Regions from separate parts of the Homo sapiens genome. Here regions 1 and 2 are each linked to region 3. Evidence: read pairs that join two places in POLR2A ChIA-PET (ENCODE). Cell type or tissue: B cell. All regions are shown on one strand. Region 1 overlaps ARIH2 (ariadne RBR E3 ubiquitin protein ligase 2). Region 2 overlaps PRKAR2A (protein kinase cAMP-dependent type II regulatory subunit alpha). Region 3 has its middle 4.6 kb from the start of SLC25A20.

The links. Peaks named below come from ENCODE experiments on the same cell type or tissue, not always from the same donor. Only the 100,000 strongest peaks of a DNase experiment are listed, where the experiment ranks them.
Region 1: POLR2A ChIA-PET joins it to region 3 with 5 read pairs; 11 of 35 experiments call an interaction of 5 or more read pairs at or near these places.
Region 2: POLR2A ChIA-PET joins it to region 3 with 5 read pairs; 9 of 35 experiments call an interaction of 5 or more read pairs at or near these places.

Annotation. Positions count from the first base shown.
Region 1 is chr3:48,963,479-48,967,478 of GRCh38, reverse strand. ARIH2 (ariadne RBR E3 ubiquitin protein ligase 2) reads right to left here. Exons shown (of 16, transcript NM_006321.4): 5 at 2,497-2,560; 6 at 204-354. Among named protein-coding and RNA genes, the nearest start is that of P4HTM, 25 kb to the left of the region's middle. RefSeq lists an enhancer at 3,290-3,937. In B cell, no CTCF peak of the experiment used is centred here; no DNase peak of the experiment used is centred here.
Region 2 is chr3:48,763,393-48,767,392 of GRCh38, reverse strand. It overlaps PRKAR2A (protein kinase cAMP-dependent type II regulatory subunit alpha), which reads left to right. Exons shown (of 11, transcript NM_004157.4): 7 at 2,044-2,145; 8 at 2,315-2,389. Among named protein-coding and RNA genes, the nearest start is that of IP6K2, 48 kb to the right of the region's middle. RefSeq lists a silencer at 3,270-3,470. In B cell, no CTCF peak of the experiment used is centred here; no DNase peak of the experiment used is centred here.
Region 3 is chr3:48,901,503-48,905,502 of GRCh38, reverse strand. No RefSeq gene overlaps it. Among named protein-coding and RNA genes, the nearest start is that of SLC25A20, 4.6 kb to the right of the region's middle. In B cell, no CTCF peak of the experiment used is centred here; DNase peaks (open chromatin) are centred at 792 and 1,802; H3K4me3 peaks cover 291 bases; H3K27ac peaks cover 378 bases.

The DNA.
Region 1 (4,000 bases), 62 kb before region 3:
TATATTTAGTTTTCTCGTTTTGCTGAGGACTGGGGAAAACTTTGTCACTGTTTGTATGGATGTATTTGAAAATCACTAGTTCTGATGATAAAAACCCCAATCAGGCTCAGAAGAAAATACTCAGTTTACTTGAGTACATGAAAAGGCAGAGTCAAAGATAAACACTTCATGCCAGCTTTTTATAAGTTTTGTGGCAGACTCACCCACGCCCACGCCGTCCTTGACGAGAACTGAGCAGTGCTGCTCCCAGCAGCTGCGGCAAAACTGGTGCTGACAGGCCAGAGAGAGTAGGTTTTCCTTTCGCACAAACTGCATACACACTGCACAGTGGTGAGGGGGATGGGATGTGGGAACCTGGAGAGAAACAGAGCCACATGAGCCAAAGAGGAGTCAGGTCCAGAAGGCCATAAGGGTACCTCATGCAGCCGGGTGCATGGAAAGTGATCCTCACCCTGCAACAAGTATCAGAGCTCAACTGCAATGTGTGGACTCTGAGTCCCAAGGGTACTAAGCTAAAAGTATATACCAGGAAGGCTTCCTGAAGGAGGTGGCAGCTGGGCTGGGCTTGCAAAATCACCAGGATTCAGAGGCAGAAACAAGGCTGAAATGAGAACTTACAGTGGTTTATAATGGCAGACTGAAAAACTCAGGGTTTCAGAATTGCCAAGGTCCTTAGAAGTCACTTAGTCCAAATTCTTTTAGAAGCTATCAGGTTTCTTTTGTAGACTACCCCTGTTAAGCACAGCAGAGTTGCCCCTCACAACTACTAGAAACCTAGTCACAAAGGTTATTAGAGGATGAGTTTATAAATCTTCTAACAGCCAACACTGTAGTTTTACTTGTCAAGGACAGTGGTTTCACTATATCGACGTACCCAAACCACAAAATACTACAGCCTTTACCAAGTTACAACTCATCCTTAATACACCAGATGTCACATGTAATTAATATTGGCGGGGGGGATGTGGAGACACCAACTAGGGGAAGAAACTCTTCTAGAATGTGTGCAAATAACTGTATAGCATGAACTCCAGAATCCACATCATGCTACACAAACTGGCAGAGAAAGACAATCTGGGGACCTTGGCTAAAACCACAAACCAATGGAAAAGTCCACTTACAAGAACATTAGGTTCTTTTTAGTTAACTGGGAATATAAAAAAACAAGTTGAGAAAAAGAACTGGATTCTCATGTTTATCCATTTTGCTTCTGGAAACCTTTGTCTTAAGAGGCTGCAGAAATTATGTGGTGATCTGAGCCCCAATTCTGCCTTCCAAGATCTATTTTAGCATGGCCCTCATTCAAAAAATATTCGACATATGTTCGTTTAGCTCCTAGATAAACAGGAAATTGCTATGCATTGTTAAAATACAGCTTCTATGGTAGGGGTGGTAAAATGATATGAGTTAATCACTATAACACACATGTAAAAGTTTATAGATATAATTAGGTGAGTTTCCAGGGGAATGATCCAGGAGACAGGCTTTGTCAGAGGTGGCTTAGATTTTTTTTTTCTTCTGATGGAGTGTCTGTCGCCCAGGCTGGAGTGCATGCAGGGGTGCGATCTTGGCTCACTGCAACCTCCACCTCCCGGGTTCAACCAGTTCTCCTGCCTCAGCCTCCCAAGTAGCTAGGATTACAGGCATGCGCCACCAGGCCTGGCTAATTTTTGTATTTTTAGTAGAGATGGGGTTTCACCATGTTGGCCAGGCTGGTCTCAAGCTCCTGACCTCAAGTGATCCGCCCGCCTCGGCCCCCCAAAGTGCTGGGATTATGGGCGTGAGCCACCGTGCCTGGCCGGACTGGGGTCTTTAAAGGTGAATTCCCTCCCTATAAGCAAAGGTGGAGCCAGAGTCTGAACATTCTAGGAAGGGAAGGCACAAACAGAAGACATATGCAGTAATCTCAGACACACCAAAGCACCCAGAAGGAATGGAGTGCAGGCTGAAAGTGCAGAGAGGAAAGTGGGGCTGGAGAGGGCCCAAGGACAGGCAATGACTTAGTCCCTATCTATAAGGAAACTTTTCAAACCATAACAGAAGATTTAAGTCAATACTAGAACAAATATTGTGGGCATGTTGAACTATAAACAAAGCAAAGAGAGCTCCTTTTTTTTTTGAGACAGAGTCTCGCTCTGTCGCCCAGGTTGGAGTGCAGTGGCATGATCTTGGCTCACTGCAAGCTCCGCCTCCCGGGTTCACGCCTTTCTCCTGCCTTAGCCTCCCGAGTAGCTGGGACTACAGGTGCCTGCCACCACATCCGGCTAATTTTTTTTTTTTGTATTTTTAGTAGAGACAGGGTTTCACCGTGTTAGCCAGGATGGTCTCGATCTCCTGACCTCGTAATCCACCCGCCTCAGCCTCCCAAAGTGCTGGGATTACAGGCGTGAGCCACACCGCACCCAGCCAAGTAAAGATAGCTCTTAAGGACACTGCAAGCCAAAGCAAGAACCACATGCAATTAGGAGAAGCCTCATTCAAGTAATAGACACTCACATGTTTTGATGGATTAGGCTGAACTCGAGCCTCAACAAGCAGTTGAGCAGAATTGGACTTGTATCTACAAAACAAAAAGCAGAAATGAAGGCAATCAGAAGCTAAAGACATTTTTACCCCTGAACAATAACAGGACAGAGAAAGATGTTTAGAGCATCTTTGTCTCTACTTTCTCACAGAACTAAGCTTCCTTTTATCTCAGTACAAAGACTTTTTTTCTCAAGACAGAAAATGCAAAATATAAAGGAATAATAAAAAATATAAAGCCCAATAAATCATGCTACATTTAAGAACCTCAATTCATCAGAAGACACCAAAGTCAAAAGCCAAGCCATAAGCTGGAAGATAATTCAATATATAAACTTCTAGGCCAGGCGCAGTGGCTTACTCCTGCAATCCCAGCACTTTGGGAGGCCGAGGCGGGCAGATCACTTGAGGTCAGGAGTTTGAGACCAGCCTGGCCAAGATGGTGAAACCCGTCTCTACTAAAAATACAAAAATTAGCTGGGCATGGTGGCACGTGCCTATAGTCCCAGCTACTTGGGAGCCTGAGGCAAGAGAATCGTTCGAACCCGGGAGGCAGAGGTTGCAGTGAGCTGAGATTGTGCCATTGCACTCCAGCCTGCAAGACAGAGCGAGATTCTGTCTCAAAAAAAAAAAAAAATTCTATATATATGGCTGGGCGCAGTGGCTCACACCTGTAGTCTCAGCACTTTGGGAGGCCGAGGTGGGTAAATCACTTGAGGTCAGGAGTTTGAGACCAACCTGGCCAATATGGTGAAACCCTATCCGGGAGTGTTGGCTCATGCCTGTAATCCCAGCTACTTGGGAGACTGAAGCAGGAGGATCGCTTGAACCTGGGAGGTGGAGGTTGCAGTGAGCAGAGACTGCACTACTGCACTCCAGCCTGGGAGACAGAGCAAGACTCTGTCTTTAAAAAAAATAAAAATAAAAATAAAAATAAAAAAAATAACTGGCAAAGGATCAGTATTCAGAGTAAACAAAACTCCTAAAAATCCATTTGGTTCTAGGAACTGGACATGGGAGAAGGGGGAAGGATCCATTTGGAATAACAAAATAACTCAATAAAAAATGGGGAGAAGACTTAACAGGCATTTCAAAGGAGGAGGCAGCACAAATGGCCATTAAACATATGAAAAGATTCTCAACCTCCTTAATAATACAGGACCATTGAAACAATTAGATGCCATTTACATCCACCAAACTGCAAAACTTTAAGTCTTACAATATCAGGAACACCTATATACCACTGCTGAGCGTGTAAAGTGGTAAATCACTCTGGAAAACAACCTGGAATTATTTAGCAAAGACAAAACTACACGTATGCTATAGCCAATAATTCCTTTTCTATATTTAACTCCAGAAAAATTACGTGACAGTAAGAGTTACCTACAATAATTTTCCATTTATAACAGAATTATCAAGTGGCAATAAAAGTGCCACACAAAGCCCAGGTCAACATATTTCCAAGATACCAGGAATT
Region 2 (4,000 bases), 140 kb after region 3:
ATTCTCCTGTCTCAGCGTCCCAAGAAGCTGGGATTACAGGCGCCCACCACCATGCCTGGCTAATTTTTGTATTTTTAGTAGAGATGTGGTTTCACCATATTGGCCAGGCTGGTCTTGAACTCCTGACCTCAAGCGATCCGTCTGCCTCGGCCTCCCAAAGTTCTGGGATTACAGGCGTGAGCCACTGCGCCCAGCCCATTATTATACTTTCTGACAAAATGTATATATGTATAGTCCTGACAGCCTGAGGTGGAAGAAAGGTAGTTAACTTAGATACAAATAACTGCTTGCCCATTTAGGAATCTAAGACTAAGCAATTAACATTCTCACATGTATCTCCCTGCACATGTGTACACATATCTGAGAAGTGCCTGGTTTGGTTAACTGTCTTCTGATCAGAATCCATTACTTACTAAGCCAGGCACAGTGTTGTGTACCTGTAGTCCCAGCTACTTGGGAGGCTGAGGTGGGGAGATCACTTGACCCCAGGAGTTCAAAGCCAGCCTGGACAACATTGGGGGACCCTATCTCAAAATAAAACAGAAGGAATCCATGACTTGCTAGAGTCAAGGTATCTTTCATATGCCTGCCTTCCATCTTGCGTATTCCTCCCGTGTCTCTCCATTAACTTAAATCCTACCTCTCTTTCAGGTCCTAGACATTTTTGCTGCAAAATAATCTTTGATCACTCCTGCCTACTGTGATCTCCCCTTCTTACCTTGAAATTTATGTGGCACTTGTCTTCTGTAGTTTCATCAAGCACATTTCATATGCTCATATGCTGTCTTGAACTGTAGACTTTTTATTTTTATTTTATTTTTTTTTGAGACACAGTTTCAACTTATGTCACCCAGGCTGGAGTGCAGTGGCGCAATCTCAGCTCACTGCAACCTTAGCCTCCTGAGCTCAAGTGATTCTCCAGCCTCAGCCTCCCAACTAGCTGGGACTAGACAAACGCCACCATGCCCAGCTAATTTTTGTATTTTCTGTAGAGATGGGGTTTCACCATGTTGCACAGCCTGGTCTTGAACTCCTGAGCTCAAGTGATCTGTCTGACTCAGCCTCCCAGAATGCTGGGATTACAGGTGTGAGCCACTGCACCTGTCCTTGAAATGTAGACTTTTTATTCCTATGTATTTTGTTGTTGTTGTTGTTGTTGTTGATATTGTTGTTTTTGGGACATAGTGTCACTCTGCTGCCCAGGCTGGAATGCAGTGGTACAATCACAACTCACTGCAGCTTTGACCTCTCAGGCTCTGGTGAGCCTTTCACCTCAGCCACCCAAGTACAGACAAGTGCCACCATGCCCAGCTAACTTTTTTTGTGTATTTTTTCGTAGAGAGCGTGTTTCACCATGTTGCCTAGGCTGGTCTCATACTCCTGGGCTCAAGCAATTTGCCCACCTTAGCCTCCCAAAATGCTAGGAGTACAGGCAGTGAGCCACTGCATTCAGCCAACCTTCATATTTTGATATTTTATATTATCTCCCCATTAAGATTGTAAACTTTTTTAGGGTAAGAACAATCTAATTGTTCTTTTTTTAGGCAAGAACAATCTAATTGTTTTGGATTTTTTAAGTTTTTTTAAATCCTGGATTCTAAGGATTAAATGATTGTTTTATTCTCTCTTTTGGTGAGGTGTCTCTTTTTTTTTTTTTTTTTTTTTTTTGAAATGAGGGTCTCACTCTGTCACCCAGGCTGGAGTGCAGTGACATGATCTCGGCTCACTAGAGGTGTCTTTTTTGATATTGAACAGTGACAGTGAGCTCATAAATGTTTAGGTGTTTTCTGTTTTGGGTTCTATTTATGACCCATAGGTGGCACCTATTGAGTGCTAGATAGCAAGCAACAGCATGTGGGCATCTGGCTGGCTCAGGCTATAGGTCCTTTACTTCCAGTGATGACTCAAGATTGAAGTATCATTAAACACTTAATTAACACAGTAACTTACATATTCCTCTAATATTTGCTTTGGCCAGTTAATTAAACCATAGATGTTCCTGTATATAGGCATTTACTAGAATTTTCATATTCTTTCTTGTAGGACCGGGTGACTTTTAGAAGAATCATAGTGAAAAATAATGCAAAGAAGAGGAAGATGTTTGAATCATTTATTGAGTCTGTGCCCCTCCTTAAATCACTAGAGGTAAAGTGGCTTGAATAAGAATCTGTTCATGGGGATCAGGAAAAGCTTTTAAAACTATTCTGTTGTTAGGTTTTCAAATCATACTATTCTAATCCTATTTCTGTGCTGCATAGCTATTGTGACTTTCAATTAAGGTCTTTTCCTTTTATTTGTGAATTTGTTGTTTCAGGTGTCAGAACGAATGAAGATTGTGGATGTAATAGGAGAGAAGATCTATAAGGATGGAGAACGCATAATCACTCAGGTGAGTGAGGGCTTTACGCAGCTCCTTTCCTGGAAGTCACCCCTGAAGAACTAGTACATCATTTATCTCAAAAACTTCTTGCCGGACGCAGTGGCTCACGCCTGTAATCCCAACACTTCGGGAGGCTGAGGCAGGTGGATCACTTGAGGCCAGGAGTTCAAGACCAGCCTGGCCAACATGGTAAAACTCCATCTCTACTAAAAATACAAAAATTAGCTGGGTGTGGTGGCCCATGCCTGTAATCCCAGCTACTTGGGAGGCTGAGGCGGGAGAATTGCTGGAACCCAGGAGGCAAAGGTTTCAGTGAGTCGAGATTGCGCCACTGCCTCCAGCCTGGGCAACAGAGCAAGACTCCATTTCAAAAAAAAACCAAAAAACCTTCTATGTTCTCCCACTGTTGGGAGCTCTTATTACCAGGTAATAGATCATACTTCAGAGGACTATTATGTAGTCCTCTGAAGCTTATTGACGTCCGTCTTACTGACACGTGCAGATCTCTTGCTTCCTCTCACCTTTCCTTGGCTTCTAGTGTTTGTTCTTTTGATGTCATTTTCTTTTGACCTTAAGTAAGTTTCATCCATTGCTATTAGAACCTGGGGAAGGTTAAAGAGTTCTGTCCTCTAACTTTCTATATTTGACACAAAGGCATCCTTTTGGCTAATCTAACACAAATCAGAGTTCACAGTCTTCAGTGATTAACCAAATTTGTAAGATGTAAAGATTACTAAACAGTGGGCTAGATCATTGTAATGAGTACTGTCTGATAATTTTCTTTGTCCGCTGTGTTTGTATTTTTAATTAAACATAAATAGTATTGGACTTTTCCAGGTATAAGCTTATCTGCCTATGGTTCTGGCTCAAGAGCACGGAGAAGATACATGGTTGGTCTAGGTTGGGTGATATGCTTATCCTAGAACCCAGTACTGAGACTACGAGGAGGAAAGGCTCAGATTGGTCAGGTGTGGGTCCTGTGGGTGGAGTTGGCCCCACTAGAACACAAGGACTAATCAGACTTACCATAAAAGGGGAGAAAAAAGCTCCCTTGGAAGAGATAAAGGACTAACAAAAATATGATGTCTACTCTGAGTCACATCTCTAAATGTATTTGTTTTCTAGGAGCCGTTACTATTAATAATTCTTTTAATTAGAAATTGGAATATTCTATAAACATTTATTAAGATAGGTAGGACCAGATATGATAAGCACTATAATGAAGGAGAGTATGAACGACAGTGAGAACATAGAAATGGAAGTAATACATATGGTTTCATTGAGGAAATGCCATTTGAGATGGGCTTAAAAAACAAGTGCAATTTCAATGTTTGGGATCAGGGAAAGGTCCTTCAGAGCAAGAAAACAATATTAGCAAAGGCCAGTGGTGTGAGCTGTGTTTCAGAGCAGGTATCCTGGTATGGTAAGAATGTAGTGCTGAGATTCAGAAATGGGAGATGTTAACTGGCCACATTTGCTTCTGAACCTAAGGTGCTTTAAGTAACATTCAAAGGACCTTCAAGTCATCCTGAAGGTTCTAGGCCTGTCTCATACTGGGTTTTCAGGAAGTATGTCAGGAGATGTGAGAAGTCAATAGTGTTTTCTTCATGGTCTGTGCTC
Region 3 (4,000 bases):
TGAGCCACCACACCTGGCCATGTTTCTTTTTTTTATTGTTTTTTATTTTTGTAGAGACAGGATCTCACACTCCCATCCAGTCTAGAGGACAGTGACATTTTATTTTTTATCCTTTTTGTTTTTTAAAAATTAATGTTTTCTGGGCTTGGCGCGGTGGCTCACGCCTGTAATCCCAGCACTTTGGGAGGCTGAGGCAGGCAGATCACAAGGTCAGGAGTTCAAGAGCAGCCTGGCCAACATGGTGAAACCCTGTCTCTACTAAAAATACAAAAATTAGCCTGGCGTAGTGGCACCCGTCTGTAATCCCAGCTACTCGCCAGACTGAGGCAGGAGAATTGCTTGAACCCGGCAGGCGGAGGTTGCGGTGAGCCGAGATCTGGCCATTGCACTCCAGCCTGGGAAAAAGGAGCAAGACGTCGTCTCAAAAAAAAAAAAATTTAATGTGTTTTTCAAATAAGAAAGTGGAGGAGGCTGGGCACAGTGGCTCACGCCTGTAATCCCAGCACTTTGGGAGGCTGAGGTGGGCGGATCAGGAGGTCAAGAGTTGGAGACCAGCCTGGCCGACATGATGAAACCCGTCTCTACTACAAATACAAAAAGTAGCTGGGCGTGGTGGCGAACGCCTGTAATCCCAGCTACTTGGGAGGCTGAGGCAGGAGAATCCTGTGAACCCGGGAGGCAGAGGTTGCAGTGAGCCCAGATGTCGCCATTGCACTCCAGCCTGGGTGACAGGGCGAGAGTCTGTCTCAAAAAAAAAAAAAAAAAAAAGAAAAGAAAAAGAAAAAGAAAGTGAAAGCTTGGCCAGGTGCAGTGGCTCATGCCTGTAATCCCAGCACTCTGGGAGGCAGACATGGGTAGATCATGAGGTCAGGAGATCGAGACCATCCTGGCTAACATGGTGAAACCTTGTCTCTATTAAAAATACAAAAAATTAGCTGGGCGTGGTGGCAGGCACCTGTAGTCCCAGCTACTCAGGAGGCTGAGGCAGAAGAATTGCTTGAACCCGGGAGGTGGAGGTTGCAGTGAGCCGCGATCGCGCCACTGCACTCCAGCCTGGGCTACAGAGCAAGACTGTCTCAAAAAATAAAAATAAAGAAGAAAGTGGAGGCTGGGCACGGTGGCTCATGCCTGTAATCCTAGCACTTTGGAAGGCTGAGGCAGTTGGATCACTTGAGGCCAGGAGTTTGAGACCAGCCTGGCCAAGATAGTGAAACCCTATTTCTACAAAATACAAAAATTAGCCGGATTTGGTGGTGCATGCCTGTAGTCCCAGCTACTCAGGAGGCTGAGGCAGGAGAATCGCTTGAACCCAGGAACTGGAGGTTGCAGTGAGCCAAGATCACACCACTGCACTCAGCCTGGGTGTTGGAGTGAGATTCTAAGGAAAAAAAAAGTTGCCAGGTGCGGTGGCTCACGCAGAGGTTGCAGTGAGCCGAGATCACGCCACTGCACTCCAGCCTGGGCAACAGAGCCAGACTCCGTCTCAAAAAAAAAAAAAAAAAAAAAGCCAATTTTTTTTTTTTTTAAAGATGTGGGGGGGTCTTGCCATGTTTCCCAGACTGGTCTTTAACTTGAGAATTGCTCAAGCAATTCTCCTATCTTAGGATCCCAAAGTGCTGGAATTACAGGCCTGAGCCACCATGCCCTTCCCACATATAGCAAACTTTAACATCAATGATCGTAAAGATAACTACAGGTTTCAGATTTCACAAATTTATTTGCTTGCCATGTTTTCTTTCTTGGTTTTGCTTTTTGCTTTTTAATTTTTATGTGTTTTTTTTTTCACCTTGGCCTCCCAATGAGCTGGGATTACAGGTGTGAGTGACCATGCCCAGCCATGTATAGCAAACTTCCTACTTTTTTTGTTTTGTTTTGTTTTGTTTTTGAGACGGAGTCTTGCTCTGTCCCCCAGGCTGGAGTGCAGTGGCACGATCTGGGCTCACTGCAAGCTCCGCCTCCCGGGTTCACACCATTCTCCCACCTCAGCCTCCCGAGTAGCTGAGACTACAGACGCCCACCACCATGCCCGGCTAATTTTGTTTTTGTATTTTTAGTAGAGACGGGGTTTCACCATGTTAGCCAGGATGTTCTCGATCTCCTGACCTTGTGATCCGCCCACCTTGGCCTCCCAAAGTGCTGGGATTACAGGCATGAGCCAACTTCCCACGTGTCTGTTTGCATAGTTGAGTGATACTGTTTCATCCTCCTGCTTGGATGCTAGTTTGGCTGAGTATGAGGATCAATTTTTTTTTTTTTTTTTTGAGACAGAATCTCTCTCTGTCACCCAGGCGGGAGTACAGTGGCAAGATCTTGGCCCACTGCAACCTCTGCCTCCTGGGTTCAAGCAATTCTCATACCTCACCTCCCAAGTAGCTGGGACTACAGGTGCCTGCCATCACACCTGACTAATTTTTATATCTTTTTTTTTTTTTTTCAGAGATGGAGTCTTGATGTTGTTGCCTGGGCTGGAGTGCAATGGCACGATCTTGGCTCACTGCAACCTCCACCTCCCGGGTTGTAGAAATTCTCCTGCCTCAGCCTCCCGAGTAGCTAAGATAACAGGTGCCTACCACCACGCTCAGCTAATTTTTGTATTTTTAACAGAGATGGGGTTTCACCATGATGGCCAGGCTGGTCTTGAACGCCTGACCTCAGGTGATCCACCCGCCTCAGCCTCCCAAAGTGCTGGGATTACAGATGTGAGCCACTGCACCTGGCCAACCCTGTCTCTACTAAAAATACAAAAATCAGCCAGGTGTGGTGGCGGGTGCCTGTAATCCCAGCTACTCATGAGGCTGAGGCAAGAGAATCGCTTGTACCCTGGAGGTGGAGGTTGCAGTGAACCAATATCACACCATTGCATTCCAGCCTGGGCCACAGAGCAAGACTCCGCCTCAAAAAAAAAAAGTATATATATATAATGTGTTCTGATTCTTTTTTTCTTTTTGAGACAGAGTCTCACTCTGTCAGCGATCCCTGCTCACTGCAATTTCTGCCTCCTGGGTTCAAGCAATTCTCCTGCCTCAGTCTCCCTTGTAGCCAAGATTACAGGCACCCACGACCACACCAGATAATTTTTTTTGTATTTTTAGTAGAGATGGGGTTTCACCATGTTGGTCAGGCTGGTCTTGAACTCCCGACCTCAAATGATCTGCCTCTCTCGACCTCACAAATTTCTGGGATTATAGGCATGAGCCATGGTGCCTGGCCCTGATGATGATGATGATGATTATTGAGACAGAGTCTTGCTCTGTGGCCAGGCTGGAGTGCAGTGGTGCCATCTCAGCTCACTGCCACCTCCCACTCCCTGGTTCAAGTGATTCTGTTGCCTCAGCCTCCCTAGTATTGGGATTACAGGCACATGCCACCATGCCCAGCTAATTTTTGTATTTTTAGTAGAGATGGGGTTTCATTATGTTGGCCAGGATGGTCTTGATCTCCCGACCTCACGATCCACTCACCTTGGCCTCCCAAAGTGCTGGGATTACAGGTGTGAGCCACTGCGCCTGGCCCCTCATTCGAATGAGAATGCTTGATTGCCTATTTTTTCCTGTGTGAAGGCATTTATGAATCCCTTTCTAAAAATTTGCTCCAATGCATATAGTTGTTTTTTTGTGGTTTTTTTTTTTTTGAGACGGAGTTTTGCTCTGTCACCCAGGGTGGAGTGCAATGGCGTGGTCTCGGCTCACTGCAACTTCTGCCTCCTGGGTTCAAACGATTCTCCTGCCTCAGCCTCCTGAGCAGTTGGGATTATAGGTACATGCCAGCACGCCTAGCTAATTTTTGTATTTTTAGTAGAGAGAGCATTTCACCATGGTGGCCAGGCTGGTCTCGAACTTTGACCTCATGATCCGCCTGCCTGGGCTTCCCAAAATGTTGGGATTACAGGTGTGAGCCACTGTGCCCGGCCCATAATTCTTTTTTTTTCTTTTCTTTTTTTTTTTTTTTTGAGACGGAGTCTCACTCTGTTGCCCAGGCTGGAGTGCAGTGGCGCGATCTC